Regions from separate parts of the Homo sapiens genome. Here all the other regions are linked to region 1. Evidence: read pairs that join two places in POLR2A ChIA-PET (ENCODE). Cell type or tissue: MCF 10A. All regions are shown on one strand. Links, peaks and the distances in the headings refer to the core of each region. The heading gives the core; the rest is flanking DNA.

Evidence for each region. ChIA-PET counts read pairs that join two places held together with the same protein. Peaks named below come from ENCODE experiments on the same cell type or tissue, not always from the same donor. Only the 100,000 strongest peaks of a DNase experiment are listed, where the experiment ranks them.
Region 2: POLR2A ChIA-PET joins it to region 1 with 21 read pairs; 6 of 35 experiments call an interaction of 5 or more read pairs at or near these places.
Region 3: POLR2A ChIA-PET joins it to region 1 with 11 read pairs; 7 of 35 experiments call an interaction of 5 or more read pairs at or near these places.

Annotation. Positions count from the first base shown.
Region 1 is chr20:50,317,466-50,324,406 of GRCh38, forward strand. LINC01271 (long intergenic non-protein coding RNA 1271) reads right to left here and starts at 3,877. Exons shown (of 3, transcript NR_109950.1): 1 at 3,610-3,877. RefSeq lists enhancers at 3,459-4,043, 4,044-4,629, 4,630-5,214. In MCF 10A, for the core only: no CTCF peak of the experiment used is centred there; DNase peaks (open chromatin) are centred at 3,936 and 4,586.
Region 2 is chr20:50,413,151-50,420,091 of GRCh38, forward strand. No RefSeq gene overlaps it. Among named protein-coding and RNA genes, the nearest start is that of PTPN1, 94 kb to the right of the region's middle. RefSeq lists silencers at 1-276, 4,709-4,909. In MCF 10A, for the core only: no CTCF peak of the experiment used is centred there; a DNase peak (open chromatin) is centred at 2,651.
Region 3 is chr20:50,430,919-50,437,859 of GRCh38, forward strand. No RefSeq gene overlaps it. Among named protein-coding and RNA genes, the nearest start is that of PTPN1, 76 kb to the right of the region's middle. RefSeq lists a silencer at 4,714-5,008. In MCF 10A, for the core only: no CTCF peak of the experiment used is centred there; DNase peaks (open chromatin) are centred at 3,003 and 3,953.

The DNA of each region.
Region 1 (6,941 bases), core at 834-5,833:
ACGTGGGGCTTGTGTGTCTTGAGCACCTTCCTACCACCTGCTTTTTCTTCGGAAGAAACAGAGCAGATCCCAAGTACAAGCCGTCATCGGCAATAGTAGCTGGCTTTGTTTCACTTTTTTGTATATTTCACCAATTGTCTTCCATTTGCAGCAAGTGCCTTAGATTGGGTGCCTGCAAGCAGACCTTAACAGAATAAACTGAAGGCAAGTAGCCTATTTGGGAGATGCCTCCAGAAAGCACTGGTAGGGAAGTGAGATCAGGGAGGAAGGGCTGCCAATCTCAAGAGCGCTACCAAGCCAGTAACCACTTAGGCAGCTGGGGCTCGGTCCTGCTGTGGCACGCTGGGAGCCCATGTAGTAACGGAGTTAGCCCCCCAGGGGCGGAGATCGGGTGGTCAGGGAGCTGGGGAAGGGACATGTCAGCTCCTGCCTATCATTGCTTGACAGCTGCCGCTTGGAGTGTTAGTTCCCAGCACATCCAGCCTGCCCCATGAGCAAAGCTCACAGGTGAAGGGGACAGGTGCTGCAGGTGGAATCCTGTCTGTGTTCACCGGAGAAAAGGGAGAGGAGGTATGGGCAGGGCACAGACAACAAAGGCCTCACAGTCAACACTGGTTCCTCATTTAAAGCCAGGATAAAATGAGTTCATTTAAAATTAAGTTTTCGCAAACATTTAAAAAGCGAATTGATGGAAAGAGTAGGTAATACCTGCAGGTGAAATGTGAACATGGCAAATGCTGCTATTTTTCAAGGCGTCCAAAGCCTTTAATAGGCAAACAGTGTTCTTCACGACCCACAAGAATGGCGTGTTTGGGGCGGTGAAAACACTCTCCCTTTCCTCCCAGCATGCCAGGCTCATGCTCACTCCTAACACTGCCCAGGACCCCTGGGAGTCCTGGAAATGGGCCATGAGGCTTGGAGGCAGAAGCCCTGTGTGACTTGGGGTTTGTCCCTTAACATCTCTGGGCCTGTCTGTTAAAAGGGGATGTTCTCAAGTCACATAAAAGAGTAAATGTGCAAAAATAGTCAAAGCAATGCTGAAAGAAGAACTAAGAGAGAGGACTTGTCCGTCCAGACATTAGAATATATGACAAAGGCATAGAAATAAAACAGTTTGGTATTGGCATCTAAGTGGACAAATACATCACGGGAACAGAATAGCATCCAGGAATTAACCCGGCTATCACCTGGCCTACCTCCACTCATAGATGTGAAAGGATTTAGAAAAGGGAAGAGATTGGCAGGCATGGGATTCTCTGGATTATGTTATGTCTGGGCTGGTGAAGAAGCTTCCAACAGGCTCCCCATCTGCAGCCCTCCCCTCTAACCTACCAGCCATGGCACCAGGGACACTCACTGTCATGAGCTGCACTCACCCCCGCTCTGCTCTGGAAATATCAGAGCCTCCCACGCAAGATGGGTTAGACCACAGTTGTCACCATTCCTCCTTTTGCACTTCTCTTTGATTCTTCTGATTAACCCAAGGAGAAAGTCTCAGGCGGGCGCGGCTGGACTTGAATACCTCTCCCACGTTTGCTCGTCTCCCTTTATGAGGCAGAGCTGGCCTTAAGCTCAGGGCCTTCAGCAGGCAGGAGAATGGAGCAAGAATTTGGTAACGTTCTTTTGTGATTGTTGTTTTAAGGTTACTTTCTCTTTACAGAAATGAAAAGTTGTTTCCTCCTTCTGATAGTAACACAAATTTTCCTTTTAAAATAATTTTTTCTAATCCATATTACAATGAGAATGAACCTCCAAAACATGATGCTAAGTGAAAAAAGCCAGACACAGAGGTCTTTTTTTTTTTTTTTTTTTTTTTTTGAGACAGGTTCTTGCTCTGTTGCCCAGGCTGGAGTGCAGTGGTGTGATCTCGGCTCATTGCAACATCTGCCTCCCAGGCTCAATGATTCTCTCACCTCAGCCTCCCCAGTAGCTGGTACTACAGGTGCGTGCCACCACACCTGGCTAATTTTTGTATTTTTTGTAGAGGCAGGGTCTCCCTATTTTGCACAGGCTGGTCTCAAACTCCTGGGCTGAAGAAATCCTTCCGCCTCAGTCTCCCAAAGTGCTGGGACTACAGGCGTGGGCCACCATGCCTGGCCAGAAGGTCACATATTGTATGATTCCCTTTCCAGGAAATCTCCAAAATAGGTACATCCATTGAGACCAGTGAAGAATGGTGGTTGTTAGGGGAATGGGGAGCGGCTGCTTTATGGTCACAGGGTCTCCTTTTGGGGTGATGAAAATGTTTTGTGATTAGCTAGAGGTGATGGTTGCAGAACACAATGCAAAAATGCCACCGAAATGTTCACTTTAAAATGCTTAATATGATGCTATGTGAACTTCGTCTCAGTAAGTTATTTTTTTAAAAAACCAGTGGAGTAAACCAAAAAATCAATTTACTTAAGAAAAGGTATGAATGGCTTTAAAGATGGCTTTTAAGTGACGTGTGGGAGACAGTGGCTAAGGGGATGATTCTCACCCATCGTGAGCCTGGGACCATGGATGGGGCCAGAGGTAGCTGCAAGGTACAGGGACCCGGCGTGAAATTCCATCAGTTAACACTGTAGGTGAGGCTTTCCAGCTCCCTTTCGTCCTCCCTGTGATGCCAAGGGGAGGGAGAAACTCCACGTGGGGCTTGTGTGTCTTGAACACACATTGGCTTATACCTTGCTCAGGCCTGGAAGGCCCTCTGCTCACTGACGGAATCCTATGCATCCCTGGGAACCCAGCTCAAGCCTCACCTCTACGGGAAGCCCTTCCTGATTACACAGGTGGTCAGGCGGGGTCAGTCCTGCAGCCCTTCAGACCCGGTTGTGAATCCCAGTCTTGCCACTTACTAGTGGGAGGAGTCTCTTAACTTAGACATATTGTTTGACTAAGAGGGCCTCAGTTTCCTTATCTGGAAAATGGGGGCTTATGATAGCTCTTATCTCACTAGGTTGAGCTCCTACATAGAAAGTTTTAGGACAGAACCTGGGGAGATGTAGCTGCCCTTCATTCACACTTCAGTCTGACACTGATCACATCACAGTTGCATTCCTTTTCCTCCTGTCTCCTACACTGTGGGCAAGGGCTCAGCCTTTGTGATCTCTGTATCATGTTGCTGTACAGAACTCACACACAGTAGGCACCCAAGAAGGGCGGGTTGGCTGACGTGCAGAGGAACTCCCAGAATTCCACCTCTTCTCTCACCTCCACGGTCCCCACCCTGGTCCAGACCCTGCATGGCTTACCTGGACTATTGTGGTCTCCTCCTCCCTGGTTTCCTGGCTTCTGTCCTGAATCCTCCACCTCCAATCCATTCCCCACATGCAGCCAGAGAGATCCCGTGAGAATCTAAGTCAGATCTCGTCCCTTCTCTGCCTGGAAACTTCCCACAGCTCTCACCTTGCTTAGAGGAAAAGCCAAAGTCCTTCCCGTGGCTCATCCACTGTGGGACATGCCCCAGGTCCTCTCTGCTCTCTGTTCCTCCTCCCCAAGGCCTCATCCCTACGACAGTCTCCTTGTTGTTGCTCCGACACTCCAGGCTCCACCTCAGAACCTCGCATCTGCCGTTCTGGTTTCCTGGAGCACCCATTACCCCACACGGCCCGCTGCTCACTTCCTCACCTCCTCCAGGCCTCTGCTCAAATAGCACCTGCTAGGGAAGCTTCCCCCTGCTTCCCAGGTTTTGCTGGACTCCAAAGCTCTTTTCTTCCCAGAGGCAAAGCCCTTGGCTGGGGTCCTGGGCCCAGCCCGGTGACTCAGGCGGAGAAGATGCTCCCAGGCCTCCCGCTGGATTTGGGGCCCAGGGTCAGCCATGGGGGTAGGCGGTACCTAGGCTGTACCTGGCGCAGAGGCCTCTGCCTGCCCCTGCCGTGGGAGGCAGCCCTGCCCTGCACACACGGGCTTCCAGGCTGCGGGTGGGAAAGCCCCACATCCTCCTCTGCTTACCTGACTCCAGCTGACTCAGACCCCCAGCCCTGGCCAGAGGGGAGCCGCAGCTGCTCCGCCCCTTGATGGGAAGCAGAGCTGTGGCTGTGAGGGCCTGGCTGGGCCAGACACTGACTCACCTCTCTCTATCCCGCCCCTGCGCTGGGAGCCACGCCTCCCTCTGGCCAGAACCTCTTGGCCTTCTGCTGTGGGAGCTGCCCCAGGCGGAGTCTTCCCGAGGGGTGCCTTCTTCTGCCTCTGGGGGCCTTTCTGTTCCTTCAAGGCCCAGTTTGAGGGCCATCTCCTGCTAGGAAACATCAAATGCCCTCTGGCCAGAAGGGGAAAAGGATATGGGAGAGGTAAAATAATGATAATAATACCAGCAACAGTAATGAAAACAACTGTTATACAAGAATAATAGCAGCTAGCCATGCTCACTGTGTGCCAGGCACTGTGCTAAACACTTCACATTTTAACTCATTCAATCCTCACAATAGTCCTATGAGGTAGGAACTCTCATTTCCCAAGGCACAGAGTGGTCAGTATCCAGCCCAAGGCTACCAGCCAGCCAGTGGGAGGAAGGGATGTGAATCTAGGCAGCTGGACATTGAGTCGCATTCTCACCCCCAGCTCTGAGAACCGAGTGGAGGCCCCCGAGGCTGGAACGCAGGGAGCTGGGAGGGAGGGGAGCCAGGTCCTGGGCTCTGTTCCAGTGCCCGTCCCCACAGTGGGATTTTAAGTCTCCCCAGGCAGAGGCCAGCCCCCTCTCTCCAGGGGAAGAACCTCCCAGAGGGAGGGCCCTGCCGCAGCACAGGCTGGTGCTTGTTCCCTCCATTGGAGTGGAGCTCAGAGCAGAGGGTCTGGGCAGTCTACCAACATTGCCCAGCCCCAAGTGATGCCAGCCCCTGCTCTGGGCAGCCACCAAACAGGAATTCACACAGGTAGGGCAGGGACCATGGCGTGGGCACTTAACCCATTCACCCTGCCAGCCACACTGTGAAGTGGGGACAGTACAAACATCCGTTTTACAGAGGAGGAGACTAAGGCTCAGGGTGGCAGGACTTGCTCAAGGCCACAGAGGCAGAACATGGTAGGAGCGAATTCAAACCCAGGATTGTTCTGATGCCACACGGTCAGAGTCCCTTCTACTGGGTGGTGACACAGCATCTCAGTGAAGAACAGGGCAGGGTGGGAAGGAGACGCAGGAAAAAGCCTGGAGCCTCAGTTCACATCACCCTCTCCCTCTGGCCTTCCACTAACCTGAACTCACCAGTCCATCTTTTCATTCCTTTACCCATACCTCCACCTACCTACTCATCCACACATTCATCCGCCATCCAAACATCTCTCCATCTGTCCTTCCATTATTCCATCTATCCTTTCCATCCAACTCTCAGCCATCCCTCCACCCATCAAGACTTCCCTCCACCTGTCCTTCTATTCATCCACCCATCCATTCTTCTATTCCTCCTGCCTTCTATCTATTCAACCTTCCATTCATCCATCTGTCCATCAGTTCAAATATCATCTATCCACCTCTCCTTCCTTCCAACCTCCAATCCATCCATCCAACCGTCCGCCCACCCATTCATCCATCCACTCATCCACCCACACATCCATCCATCCATTCATCCGCCCACCCACCCACTCATCCTCACATCCATCTACACATCCATTCATCCATACAGCCCACAAATGTCTATTTGAATGACAGCTGTGATGCCCAAGCCTTGGGGTTGCCGTGCCTTGAGCCAGGAGAAACATGCCTAATTAGGTTTCTGTTTATTTGTTGTTCCAAGAAGGCTAATTGTGGGCTTTGTAAACAGCCCTTTGATGGCTGAGGAGTTACTTTAGGAGGACAGTTAAATAAACAATCACTGGGTAGAAAACAGTTAGTGCTGGTACACGGCGGGTCCGGAGTCATGGCCTGCCTTACAGAGGAGGGGTGAGACTGAGTTCCAGACAGTGCAGAGCTTTGAGTCAGAGTGATGGGAATGCTGGCAGTAACAGCTCATCTGTGTTGGGTGCCTACTGTGTGCCAGATGCTGTGCCAAGGGGCCCTCACAGCAACTCCAGGTGATGGCAACCATTATGGCACCAATTTATGGGTAGGGAGACTGAGGCTGGGGAAGAGGAAGCTGTGTGTCCAGGTTCGCATGTCTGAGAAGTAGCACAGCCATGACACTGATCTAGACCTGTCTCTGTGCAATAATAATGATAATAATAACAAATAATTACATGGTACTTACTATGTGCCCGGCACTGTTCTAAGAGCCTTCTTTACCTGTACCCTATGAGGTCAGAACTAAACATCATCCCTGTTTTACAGATGAGAAAACTGAGGTTGGAGACATGAAGCAACTTGCTGAGAATTTGTAAAAATTAATTATCTGGGCCTAAAGTCTTACTCTTGATCATGTTATTCAGTGGAATGCACTTTCTATGCATTTAACTCAGATCCAGCCATACATGATCTGCCAGACAGTTTTAAAAAAATAATTGTTCTTGTACTTTATATCTCTAAAAATACTACAAAATTATAACTTATGTGTTTTTTATTACTTGCTGCTGAGGTTGGTAAAATGTTTCTGTAAAGAGCCAGATAATAAATGTTTTAGGATTTGTGGGCCAGACCCTCTTTATTGCAACTACTTAACTCTGCCGTGGTGCAGGAAAACAGCCACAGACTGTATGTCAGTGAATGTCTGTGACAGTGTGCCAATAAAACTTTATTTACAAAAACAGGTGGTGGGTCAGGTTGGGCTCAAAGGCTGTAGCTTGCCAGCCCCTGACTTTGCAGTACGCATGTATTTGTATTTACCAAACCATGTTCTCTGCCCTTTTATGAATGAGATAAAAGCTTTTCAAGCATGATTTCAACCAGGCCATTTCACCTCCAGGCCATTTGCTCACCACATGCCCTATACACTGTTTAGCAGTTTGCCCACTATTGGCAATTTTGGAAGGAATTTGCAAATTACTTGAATTAACCTGATTTCTTCATTTGCAATATCAGTAAATTAATGACA
Region 2 (6,941 bases), core at 587-5,586, 95 kb after region 1:
GAAGTGTATTCTGGGCAGAGAGAGCAGCCGGCACAAAGGCCCTGAGGCAGGAATGAATGAGCTTGGCGTGTGCCCTTTGTGGTGAGGCGGTCAGTGAGGCAAGGGTTACACCAAGTTTCCCAACTTCAGCAAATCTACAGAACCCTTAACTGGCGGAAACAGGAGGTAGGGAGGGATGAGTTCTTCACTCTTAAGCTTCTCTGGGAAAACATGATGTCAGGGACAGACAGTAAATCTTGACTTGTCCCAGAAAACAATGGGCCCATGTAACCAGTGAAGTGTTAGCCTGAAAGTAACCGGCCAAAGGGCTGGGGTGTGGGTGGGTCATATGGAATTTGTTAACAGATCTGCATTAGAAAAAGAGCTTCCCAGTTGGGGGCAGCAGAAGCTTCTGGCTAACATCAAAAAGATGTTTATTGTGGTGATTCTGTGCAGACATGAAAAATGGAGATTCGCCACACAGAGATGTGGAAAGATGTCCCCAATACGTTAAGTGAAAAAATAGGCCACAGGATAGTATTATATATTGTACAATCCCTTTTGAAAATTCACTAGTCATTTATTCAGAAAATATTCATTATGGACCTAATGTGGTGTGGAAGACCCAGACGCGGTCTTGCCTGCCTCCTGGAACTGACCGCACAGTGGGGAAGGCAGATGACGATCAGATCAGTACACAAACATATCATCCAAACCTTTGATCAGCACTAAGGAAAGATACCTGGTGCTACCAGAATGTGCACACACATCAAGTGATGGAAAAAGCCTGCGAGGATGTGCTCCAAAATGTCAAAGTGGTAGTAAGGTTTCAGGAGATTCCACTTTCCTTTTTTGTTTGTTTTTTGGGATGGGGTCTTACTCTGTCACCCAGGCTGGAGTGCAGTGGCATGATCATGGCTCACTGCAGCCTCGACCTCCTGGGCTCAAGCCATCCTCCCACCTTAGCCTCCCGAGTAGCTGGGACCACAGGCGTGCACCAGCACACCCGGCTAACTTCTTTTTTTCTTTTTTTAATTTTGTAGAGATGAAGGTCTTGCTATGTTGACCAGGCTGATCTTGAACTCCTGGGATCAAGTAATCCTCCTGTTTCAGCCTCTCAAAGTGCTGGGATTACAGGCATGCGTTACCACACCTGGCTTGATTCCACTTTTCTTATGCTCCTCTTTCTTTTGATTGTCTGTAGGTTCTGATTTTTTAAAATAAATGTCATGATTTATAATCGAGTGAATAAAAAAAAAACTCAAAATGAATAGGAGCAGGAGAGCTGGAACTCACGGGTCTGCAGAGGACTTAGACCCAGGGAAGGAAGAATACACAAGAAACCAATCAACAGAGGCTGGAGTAGGAGGTATCCTCACTTCTCCCTGGATACCTTTTGAACCTTTTGAATATGTAAGTATTCAAATAATAGTAATAAGCAAAGGTATTTTAAAATGAAACTTTGAGTCAAGTTTTATTTTCGTGAAAAATGAAAAAACAGACAACAGTAGGATCTCAATTTAAATACGCGAGCTGAGCTGAATTCCCGTGCACATCTTAGAGTGGTTCTCTCTGGGTCACCTTTTTAGTTTTCTTCTTTGTACTTTTCTGTGTCTCCTATATTTAAAATAAGAAGAATAAAAAAAGACGAGAAAAAAAGACTACCGAATATAGACCATTTACCACGGGCAAGATCCCATTCTGGGTGCTTTACAAACATGCTTTTGCTTCATCCCCATGACCTTCTCATTCCTTACTTTCATTTGACAGATGAGGAAACTGAGGCTCAGAGCACAAAGTCACCGGCCAGGGTCACCCGGCCGGATTTGACCCGCGTTGATCAGATCCTAAAGTCTGTCTCTAAACTAGAAAGCTCAAGTACCCTTGGTATGTCCTTCAAGGAAACGACTTTGCTTTGAAAATCAGGGGGAAAAAATAAACAAACCAAACAAGAAATATGACATTTTTTTAAACCACTTATTTAAGCTCTGATGGGACCTGAGACCAGCCGAGCTTGGGGAGGGTTTCTCGGCAGGGCACTGTTTGTGTTGTGGGTGGGGCTGTCCTGCCTGGCAGTCCCCCATGGCACATCCCTGCCTGCTCGTCAGCCATGTTCCCCTGTCACTGTGACACTCAGATCCCCCATCTCTGCCAGCCTCCCCTCCTTGAAGACTGCTGGCCTAGACACTGCAGTGACACTGAATTCCTGCTGGGGCCTCGCTCCTGTTGTCCTGTGAGCCACTGTGGGTTGACACCCCCTGCAGACCTGAGAAGCAGGTGCCTCAATGGCTTTGTTTTACAAGGAGACTCAGAGAGGGCTGGGTGACTTGTCACACAGCCAAGACTTGGCCCCATGCAATACTGCCTACCCTCTGGGACCAAGTCTTTTGTGGTTGTGGGGTCGAAGCAGGGGAAGGGAAAGGCGAGTGGCCTGCAGCCCCAGGCTCAGAGGGAAGGCAGCCACAAAGCGCGGTCCACTCTCCAGCCAGCTGAGCTAGGCCGGGAGAAGTGAAGCTTTGCTGCCAGGCTGGGTAGGCCAGGCCGGGCGGCGGGCAGGCGGCCACTACAGTGGGGACCGGGAAGTCGAGCACTCCCTCTCGCCTGCCCGGCAGTGTCCCATGGCCGCCCGCCAGGCCCCGCCTGACGTCAGGGTCTGACCAGGGACATAATGTGCTGGCGTGGGGACAAGGGCTGACTGCAGAGAGACAGAGCCGCAAGGCGGGGCGGCCAGGGGAGGCGGGCAGGCAGAGGAGGAGAGAGAGAAAGGGAGAGAGAGAAACAGGCAGAGTGAGAGAGAGAGAGCGAGAGACAGGGGATGGGAAAGAGAAACACAAACAGATGGAGAGAGAAGGAAACAGAGGGAGGGAGAGAGACCGAGAAAGTGAAAAAGAGAAACAGACAGAAAAGAGACACAGAGAAGGAGAAAAACACAACTAGGAAGATGTTCAGGGAAAGCTGGAGAGACAGCAAGAGCCAGAGAGACAGCAAGAGCCAGAGAGAGGAAAGTGGAGGTGCTGGGGGGGAAATGACAGAGAGAGGAGGCCTAGCAGGGGCTGTGCGGTTAAGGGCAGGTGCTTGGGAGACCCCAGACCTGGGCTGGGGCTTTGACTCTGCCCCTGTGAGCTGTTGACTCACCTCTGAGAGCCTCCACTCCTTACCTGGTGCAATGGGAGTCTGAGTAACAGGGCTTCGCTCATCTGGGGAGGGGACAGAGCCCCTTTCCATGATGCGAGAGGGAGAACAGGAGTCAGATCTGTGTAAAGTACTTTGGCAGAGCCCTGCATGTAGTAAGTGCTCAATAAATTGGAGGTGAAAATTGAGAAAGAGTTGGGAAGTGGGAAATGGAATGCCAGAGTGTGAGTGGATGGGGGTCGCCCCCATGGACAGAAACTCTCGCTCCACAGCACTCCCTTCCCTGTAGCCTTGGAACAACCCCCTTCCTGTCCCTGCATGGCTTCAGCTTGAGGCCACCAGCACAGACCTTGGCCTGGCCTTGCCTGTCTTGGGGCCCAACCCCCTGCTTATGGGTTCAAGAAGGCCATGATCCCAAGGCCATCGCGTCACCAAAGCCAAGCAAGGCCAGACCCTGGTCACTTCTGGCTTTCCAGCCTCGTCACCCCTCAGCCGCTTAATTGTTAAATGGCCTGGCAGGGCTGAGGGACTGAGCCAGCCGCCTGTCTGGGTGGGGGCAGCCGTTCCCGCATGTCCTCCATTAGTGCAGGGGCACACACGCCAGAGGCCTCAGGTAGCACTTGCTGAGGTGAGGATGCAAAGATCCCTTTCTCTAGCTCCCACTATTCCCAGAAGCCTTCATCAGCCTCAGCCTCGGCCTCAAATTCTCACTGTGTGCCAGGCATGCTTCTGAGCGCTTCACAGGATTAATCTACTTAATCCTCCTGACAGCCCCAAGAGATGAAGTGCTAACATTATCTCATTTTACAGATGAAGACGCTGAGGCTCAGAGAGCTGGAGTCACTGGTCCAAGCCCACCTGCTAAGGAGTGGCAGGGCCAGGCAGCCACTTAACCACAGAGCAGCTACGATTCCCTGCACAACTTGAGCAGCAGCCTGTGCCGGGTGGCAACACAAGCGCCCGGATCATCTGACCAGGGAGCAGTCCTTGGCTGGGAGTGATTTTGCCCCCACAGGAGATATTAGGCTATATGTGGGGACATTTGGGGTTGTCACAACTGGAGAGAAGTTACTGGCATCTGATGGGTGGAGGCCAGGGATGCTGTTCAGTGCCCTACAGTGCACAAGACAACCCCCATAGCAGAGAATTATCCAGCTCCAAATGTCAGTAGCACCAAAGTTAAGAACCTTCTATAAGGTAAATTCTATTACAATCTCCATGTTATAAATGTGGAAACTGAGGCACAGAGAGAGGGTGGGACTATAAGGTAAGTTCTGTTACAATCTCCATGTTATAGATGTGGAAACTGAGGCACAGAGAGAGGGTGCCACTTGCACAAGAAGCCCACTTCATGCCCTGCTCTTCCATAAGACCCCACTGCCAATCTGCATTAAGACACCCCTGCCTCCATTCGAGGCCTTCTGAGTCCTCACTTGCTCAGTACAGACAATGCTTCGCATCCTCTCAATATATGAAGGTCATCTTAGTCATTGACAGAAAAAAAAGATCAAGCCACAAAGTCACTGGGAATGTACGAATGCCTTAAAATGAATTTATATTTTATTCATGGCAGCATTGAGGGACATTTGAAATAAACCAAATATGGATTCATGGAGCAAGTATTTTCTGAGCACCTACTAAGTGCCAGGCCCTGTCCATGGTGCTGGAGATACAGCCGAGAACCAGACAGATCCAGCCCCTCCTGGGTCTTTAGGAGGTGACAGTCTGGTGGGGAAGGCAGATGATAGACAAGAAAACAAACACACAACCAAGGTCACTTTTGACTGTGTGAAATGCAACTGTGGGGCAGGAGAAGGGCCGTTCTAGGGAGGGTGATGTCCAACAGGGCCTCTCTGAGAAGATGAGACCCAAAGGAAGAGAAAGGTCCAGTCTTAGGAAGAGGCAGGAATGAAAAGTTCCAGGCAACAGAGCACGTGCAGTGGCTCACATCTGTAATCCCAACACTTTGGGAGGCTGAGGCAGGTGGATCACCTGAGGTCAGGAGTTCGAGACCAGCCTGGCCAACATGGTGAAATCCCCTCTCTACTAAAAATACAAAAATTAGCCAGGCGTGGTGGCGCACACTTGTAATCCCAGCTACTTGGGAGGTTGAAGCAGGAGAATTGCTTGAACCTGGGAGGCAGAGGTTGCAGTGAGCTGAGATTGTGCCACTGCACTCCAGCCTGGGTGACACTTCTGAGCTTCTGAGCACTTTTTTTTTGAGACGGAGCAAAGCTCCGTCTCAAAAAAAAGAAAGAAAGGAAAAGGAAAGGAAAGGAAAGGGGATGGAAGGGAGGGGGGAGGAGAGGAGAGGAGAAGAAAGGGAAAAGGGGAAAGGAAAGGGGAAAGGAAAGGGGAACAGGAAAGGGAAGAGAACAAGAAGAGAAGAGAAAAAAGAAAAGAGAAGAAAAGAAAAGAAGACCTGGCACGGTGGCTCACGCCTGTAATCCCAGCACTTTGGGAGGCCGAGGCAGGCGGATCACAAGGTCAGGAGTTTGAGACCAGCCTGGCCAACATAGTGAAACCCATCTCTACTAAAAATACAAAAATTAGCCGGGCGTGGTGGCGGGCGCCTGTAGTCCCAGCTACTCGGGAGGCTGAGGCAGTAGAATCGCTTGAACCCGGGAGGCAGAGGTTGCAGTGAGCCGAGATCACACCACTGCACTCCAGCCTGGGCAACAGAGCAAGACTCTGTCTCAAAAAGAAAAAAGAAAAAGAAAAGAAAAGAAATGAAATGAAAAGTCCCAGGTATAGGGAACAGCATGTGCCAAGGCTCTGACGCAAGTGTTTGCCTGGAGTGTTGAAGTACAAGCAGGAGGCCAGTGACTGGAGCCAAGTGAGGCAGGAGAGAAGAAGATGAGATGGGGAAGTCACAAGTGAAGAGATGTGTGATACCATGTGACCACTATAAGGGCTTTGCATGTAGGAGGTGGGAGCCATAGCAAGGTTTTGAGGAGGAGGCACAGGGTCTGATTCAGGTTCTATTAGGATCATCTTGAATGCTTTGGTTAGCTGAATAGTGGCCTTCCAAAGATGTTCATGTCTTAATTCCCCGAATCTGTGAGTGTTACTTTATGTGGCAAAAGGAACTTGGCAGCTGTGATTCAGTGAAGGCTCTGAAGATGGGAGGATTATCTTGGATCACCCAGGTGGGGCCAATTAATCACAGGAGTCCTTATACCACGAGGCAGATGGAGACCTGCCTACAGAGGAGGAGAAGGCAAAGAGGAGAGAGAATGACAGAAACAGAGACTGCAGTGATGTGCTTTGAGAGTGGAGGGTGGGGCCATAAGCCAAGGGCCATGAGCATCCACTAGAAGCTGAAACAGACAAGGAGACAGATTCTCTCCTGGAGCCTCCAGAAGGAAGTGGTCCCACCAACACTTCGACTTCTCACCTCCAGAACTTTAAGAGGATAAATATGTGTTGTTTTCAGCCACTAAGTTAGTGGTCATTTGTTTTGGCGACAAGAGGAACTGAGTGTGATGCAGTGGGGAGGATAGACTGTAGGAGGGTGAGGGTGGGAGCAGGAGGACCCATGTGGAGAGGCTACTGCGATTGTCCAGGCAGGAAAGAATGGCAGATGAAGAGAAGCGGATGCCTCACTCGGCCATCGCTGGGCTGGTGCCTAGGACACGGAGCTGGCCACTGCATGGTTCTTGTTTTGAAGAAGACTCCAGCTAGAAGAGGCTCAAGAACAGTTCTGGGAAATGGGAAGGATGGGCTTAGCTGGGCTAGAACCTCATGTCGGTCAGGTCTCTGTCCCAGTGTCCCCTGCAGGGTGGTGTCCTGACCATCCCGGCCCCGGGAACCCTCCCAGGGCTCCCGCT
Region 3 (6,941 bases), core at 1,029-6,028, 110 kb after region 1:
TCTCCCCGGTGGGGGAGGGAGAGAAGGGTTTTGCTCCTGGAATGCAGGGCCCACACCATCAGAGCTGCCCATCTGTCTGTCTATCCGTCCATGTGAGACAAGAGCGGGGACTGTTGAGGGAACTACTTCCAAATTTCTCCTCCCTCAATTCCCAGGAGGTGGTGAGCCCCAGCCTTCTAGGATGGCAGGCCAGGCTTCCAGAACCTTCCATCTCAGCCACACAAAACCAAGAGACTGAAGCGAAAGGTAACCCCCTGAGGAACTCCCGGGATTTGTGAAAAATTCAAGAGGGAGTGGCGCCTGGGCCTGATCCGCATCCAGAGGCTGTTCTGTTGGTGAGCAGTGGCTCATTTACTGAAGTACAGACTGCACCCTGTGGCCGCGGCAGCCACGCCCCTCTGCACCCACCAGTCCTGTTCACTGGCCTAGGCTTCAGGCCGCCAGCACCTCCATCTTTTTGCCAAGGGCTTTCTCTGGCCACCACACCCCACTGAGCCCATGCAGGACAAGCGGAGTACCTGAGAGATCATGCCCCTGGCAGCTGCCCTTAACCAACCACTGACAGGAGGTGATGGAGGAAGACGCCGGTTTCCTTGCCCCTTGGTGGAAATAGCCTGGAGGCATGTTTACACTGGCTCCCAGAGTTCCCCAGTGGAATCGAGCCCCAGTTGCCCAGACCAGTAACTTGCTCAAAAATGTCCCCTGTGTGTGTCTTCTCATCTGTGTCTCATGTCCCCACTCCCTTACTCCCTTACTTCCTAAGACTACCACCCAAACAAATCACTTGAATCCTTGCCTCGGTGTCTGCTTCTGGGGGCACCCAGCCTAAGACCAACACAGTCTAAGAGGCAGACACAGATATTTGCAGATCAGGATGAATGTGGCTGCCCCCTCTAGCAACTCACAATCAGATGGAAAGCCCAACACCACTCAGTCACACAGACGCAGAATTGCAAATGGGGAGAAGGCTGAGACTGTGAAGCAACAGAGAACCTTGTTGTTAAAACCCTCCAATGGGCTGAGCATGACGGCTCACGCCTGTAATCCCAGCACTTTGGGAGGCCAGGGTGGGCGGATCACCTGAGGTCAGGAGTTTGAGACCAGCCTGGCCAACATGGTGAAACCCCATCTCTACTTAAAATACAAAAATTAGCCGGGTGTGGTGGTGCACACCTGTAGTCCCAGCTACTCAGGAGGCTGAGGTAGGAGAATCGCTTGAACCTGGGAGGCAGAGGTTGCAGTGAGCTGAGATCGTGCCACTATACTCCAGCCTGGGTGACAGAGCAAGACTCCATCTCAAACAAACAAACAAATAAATAAAACCCTTCAGGCAGGGCATGGTGACTTATGCCTGTAATCCCAGCACTTTGGGAGACCTGAGGTCAGGAGTTCGGGACCTGCCTGGCCAACATGGTGAAACCCTGTCTCTACTAAAAATACAAAAATTAGCCAGGCGTGGTGACATGTGCCTGTAATCCCAGCTACTCAGGAGGCTGAGGCAGGAGAATCACTTGAACCTGGGAGGCAGAGGTTTCAGTGAGTCGAGATCGTGCCACTGCACTCCAGCCTGGGCAACAGAGTGAGACTCTGTCTCAAAAAATAAATAAATAAATAAATAAATAAATAAATAAAAATAAATTTTTAAAAACTCTCCATAGGCCACCCTCCCCTCCCAGGCCAAAATTCAGGTCCTCTAGGTCCTGAACCATCTGCCACCCCTTCCCTTTCCTGTGCTCACCTCTCCCCATCCTGCTCCAGCCATAATGGGCTGCTGGCTGTTTCTCAGTTGTGCTGTACGTGTTCCTGCTTCAGGACCTTTGCACTTGCTATTCCCTCTCCTCAGATGCTTTTCCCTAGATCTCCCCATGGCCGGCTCCTCCTTCTAGTTCAAATCTTGGTTCACATGTCACCTCCTCATGGGGTCACCTCAGCACCCATCCCCCACCACCTCCCACCAGTCACTTTCTAACCATGTCACCCTGGTATATTGACTTCATAGCCCATATCACAGCCGGAAGTTATATTGCTTACTTATGTGTTGAATGATCCCCAAAGATGGGCTCTGTGAATATGAGCAGAGGCTGTGTCCCCGGTGCCTGGAACAAAACCTGGAACAGAGTAGGAGCCCTATGGCTGTTTGCTGGAGAAGTCATTCAATGTTTAAGTGATGAGAGGGAAAATGAATGAATGAATCATAGAAAGACATTTAACAGGGGGACCCAACCTTGTCTGGAAAATCAGGGAAGGCTTCCCTGAGGAGGTGACATGGAGCTGAGATATGAATGGAGATGGGGTATTAACTGAGCCAAAGGGACAGGAAGAGCTACTCAGGCAGAGGGAAGAGCACATGGAAATGTCCAGAGGATCCCAGAGGACACACCAGGACTGTGCAGGGGACAAGCCAGCTGTAGCCGAAGGTTTTCCTTAATATTTTTGAACCTATTATGTGTCCAGCTCACGGATACATGGAGAACAAAGCAGGCAAGTTGCTGTGCCCCTGGAGCTCCCAATCTGGTGGGGAGGACAGACACTCACCAAAGAGTGGGCCAACATTTAGTCCCAAAGTTTCAGTTGCCCTTGCACAGCCTCCTCTTACAGTACACTGTTGATGCTTGCTTTCCAGAATACGCCACTGAGATGCTGTGTAGAAACACACTTGGCATGAACACACACACACATACACATACACAATAAGTGAAGAATTCCCTGGATTTCCCACCAAAAGAGATCAGAAAAGACATTCAGAGTAGCTCCTTTTTGTTGTTAATAATTTAATTAATCACCCTCTACCAATGTGATCACCATTAGCACAGAGCTATAATTTCCTGAGTTCAAGAAAGAAGGGAGCAGCTATGCCAATTGTATGACAATGTGTCCTCCCATAGAAAATTTAACCGCCACCACCCCGCCGCCACCACTAGTCTGACAACAGCCAAAGCCAGGCCCAGTCACCTAGTGGGTTCTATATGAAGTGCTGGGATGGAGCCAGGTTTTATCTCTCGGCCTCCCAGTTCCGGGCTCGTGTTTTGTCCCTCCCAGCAGTCAGAAAAAGGCTCCAGCTGGACGCTCAAGCCTCCCCTCCCCTCCCCTGCAGGGCCACAGTAGAATTGGTCCCACTCCATTTGCATTTCCTACCGGGCTCCTAAAGCCTTTTGAGTTTTTGACCCCAGGATGTCATGGCAGGAGGGTCACAGTTAGATACCTGTCAGGGAATTCTTCATTTGTGTGTGTGTGTGTGTGTGTGTGTGTGTGTGTGTGTGCTGAGACAGCGTTTCTCCATGTTGGCCAGGCTGGTCTCGAACTCCTGACCTCAGGTGATCCACCCGCCTCGGCCTCCCAAAGTGCTGGGGTTACTAGATGTGAGCCACCACACCCCACCAAAAGTTATAAATTTATGCAAATAAATATATACAATTTTTATTTGTCCAGTTAAAAAATATATGCAAGTTTTTGTCAATTAAAAAAATTTCATGAGGGGAGGGGGTTGGGCGATCAGGGAAAGATGTCTAGACAGGCTCCTAGAGGTGAGAGAAACTCCATGTTAGAGGGAAACATAGGGCTATGGGAACTCCTAACAAGACCCCTTAACCCAGCCTGGGAAATCACAGAATCCTTCCTGGAGGAGGAGGCCTTTTCACTCATTCTTAAAGGGTAAAGTCAGCTAGAGCAGGGTCAAAAACCTTTTCTGTAAAGGGCTAGATAGTAAATATTTATGCTTCATGAGTTCCTGTCACAACTATGATTACAGATCTAAAGCAGCCATAGATAAAACTGAAATAGATGTGGCTGTGTTCCAATAAAACTTTATTGACAAAAACCACACGCTGAGCCAGATTTGGCCCCCAGGCCATAGTTTACTGACCTCTGAGCTAAACAATGGAAAAGGAGAAAGCAAGCAAAGGAAGTCACTTGAGCAAAAGCTGGAGGTGTAAAAGAGCAGAGAATTAGGAAAGAGCCACGTTGTGGTTTTCCTTCTCCCTGAGGCACAGAAGGAGTTGTCTATGTTTACACAAAGACTTGGGCTCTGACGCAAGCTGAGTGCAGGATTCCAAATTCACCCCATCGACAAGTATTTATTGAGTGCCTACTAGGTGCCAGGCACTGTTCTAGGCACTGCAATGACACAGCAATGAACAAGAGACTTTCTCCTGTGGAAGACAAACACTAAGCACACACAAGTGAACAAGCGAGCCAAAAAAAATACAGCTTCCTCACCTGCTGTGTGACCTTGAAGATGTTCCTTAACCTCTCTGTGCCCCAGGAGGATAATATGATCAGAGTGCAGGCCCAGCACACAGTGGCTGTTCTATAAATATAGCTGCTGTTATTATTGTAAGTCAATATGCAAATAAATACACATTAAAAAAAAAAAAAAAAGGCCAGGCATGGTGGCTCATGCCTGTAATCCCAGCTACTCAGGAGGCTGAGATGGGAGGCCGAGGCCAGAGGACCACTTGAGCCTGGGAGGCAGAGGTTGCAGTGAGCAAGACTGCACCACTGCAACAGAGAAAGACCCTGTCTCAAAAAACAAAAACAAAACCGTGACACAGGTAGTACCCAGGAACCGGGCAGGTGCATGAGATGAGGGTGGGGGGTCGACTTTGGATCAGGTAGTCCGGGAGGGCCTCTGAGGAAGTGGCAGTCAAAGACGCCCTGGATCGCATTCTGTGAGCCAATATCCTAGAATTAGAGTTTGCAGCCCCATGCCCTGCAGACTCGCAAGAGCAGTTAATTAAAAATACCTGCCTCTCTGGAGCACAGGAAGGTGTCTTCTCTAATTAGTGTGTGAGTGTAAAGTGCTTTGAAATCCAAGGATAAAAGGGGAGTGAGGGGTGAGGCTCTGGTCACAGGGCCAGGGTGTCCCACTGGGAAGCGATCCATGAACCCGAAGAGCTAGACTCAGAGAGCCATGCTCGTGCTCACGGGCCTGCCGGAGCCGACCCTCTCTCAGGTTCCAAGTGGAGTTTAGGGCAGCGGGAGATGCGCCCACCTAGGGCAGGCTGAGAGGAGCAGAGCACGGATGTTGGAGCCAGACTCCGAGGTCATGTGCTTAAAGCCGTGGACCCAGCACGTGGCAGCTAGCGGTGCCAAGTTGGTATTAGCTGTTTCCCGTCTTGTTACATGATCGCTTTTGTGTTCTTGTTTTTGCTGTTGTTGTTACCTGCCATTTACTAGCCGGGTGACCCTGGGTAAGTTACTGACCCTCTCTGAACCATGATTTTCTTCTCTGAGCCTCAGTGTTCTCTTCTTTAAAGTGGGACACTTGCAGCCCAGCAGTGCCGGGTGCAGGCAACACGTGTGGCACAGAGCAGAACAAACACCACTCTGCCCAGTCAGCCATTGCCTTGTGCCAAGCACTGCCTCAAGCATATTGTATGCGTTCACTCATTTAATCCTCACAGACATTATTCCCACTTCCTGGACAAGGACCTCAGAGCCACCAGGAATAGCCATGCACTGCCCAGCTCCAGGGGGCCCCAATCACACAGACCATGACATGAACAGCAGCCCTGAGGCTGTAAAACACAGACAGGTTAAGTTTTTCACCCAAGGCCACACAGCTAGTACTTGGCAGAACTGGGATTAGATCCCAGACTGCCTGGCTCCGGAGCTGGGCTCCTGACCCTGGGTCAGCGCTGGTCCTTGTCAAGGAGACTAAAGTAACAGAGGGTTTCTGAGATGTAGAGAAATTGGTTCTCCCTTTGCCCAGGCAAGCAGGCAGCAAGTCTCAATCTGCCGATCTCTCGTTTCTCTCTAGCCTAAGAACCTGTATGTTTCTGGGGATTTTTTGATGTTTTGTTGTTGTTGCCTCCTAATTTTATAAGAGCAAGTCTTGTATGTTTTGGTTTGTAGGGCATACTGCCATCCTGGGAGGCTTCTGAATATGCCACGACATCAGGCCTCAGATTGGCGCTGAGGAAGCGCTAATAATCACGTCCCCGTAATCCCATGCTCAAGGCCTTCACTTGACAGGCTCAGAGAGGCAAAGTGACCCGCCCAAGGTCACACAGCTAGGAAGTGGCAGAGCTGAAATAGGACTTCTAGACTCCAGCTTCTTTCTTAATTCCCACATCTGATGTCTCAAACTGGTGGCCCATGGGCCAAATGCAGCCTGTAGAATGTTTGATTTGGCCTGCGTGACGTTTTTGTAAAATTAGAATTTATCATCAGTATGTAAAGAAACGGATATTTCCAGGAATAGTATTCAAAATATTTAACCAGACTGGCCTGGGCATCGACCATTCAGAGTGGCTGCTGGTGGGATAGCAGAAGCCAATGGCTACTGCAAAAAGACGCCATAAAAAATATCAGATCTGGAAAATGCAAAACCATGGAGACAATAAAAAGATAGGTGGCTTCCGGGAGTGAGAGGGAGGAAGAGATGTCTAGGTAGGGCATAGAGGACTTTCTAGGGCAGTGATATGATGACAATGGTGGATTCCTGTCATTACACATTTGTCCAAACCCATAGGATGTACAACACCAAGAGTGAGCCCTAAAGCAAATTATGGACCTTGAGTGACAATGATGCATCCATGTAGTTCATCAATTGTATCAAATGTACCACCCTGGTGGGCAATGTTGATAATAGTGGAGGCTGTGCCTGTGTCGGGGGAGGGGGTAGGTAAAACATCTCTGTACCTTTCTCTCCATTTTGCTGTGAGCCTAAAGTTTCTTTTAAAAATAAAGGCATTTGGCCGGGCGCAGTGGCTCACGCCTGTAATCCCAGCACTTTGGGAGGCCGAGGCGGGCGGATCACGAGGTCAGGAGATTGAGATCATCCTGGCTAACACAGTGAAACCCCATCTCCACTAAAAATACAAAAAATTAGCCGGGCGTGGTGGCAGCCAGCTGTAGTCCCAGCTACTCGGGAGGCTGAGGCAGGAGAATGGTGTGAACCCAGGAGGCGGAGCTTGCAGTGAGCTGAGATTGCACCACTG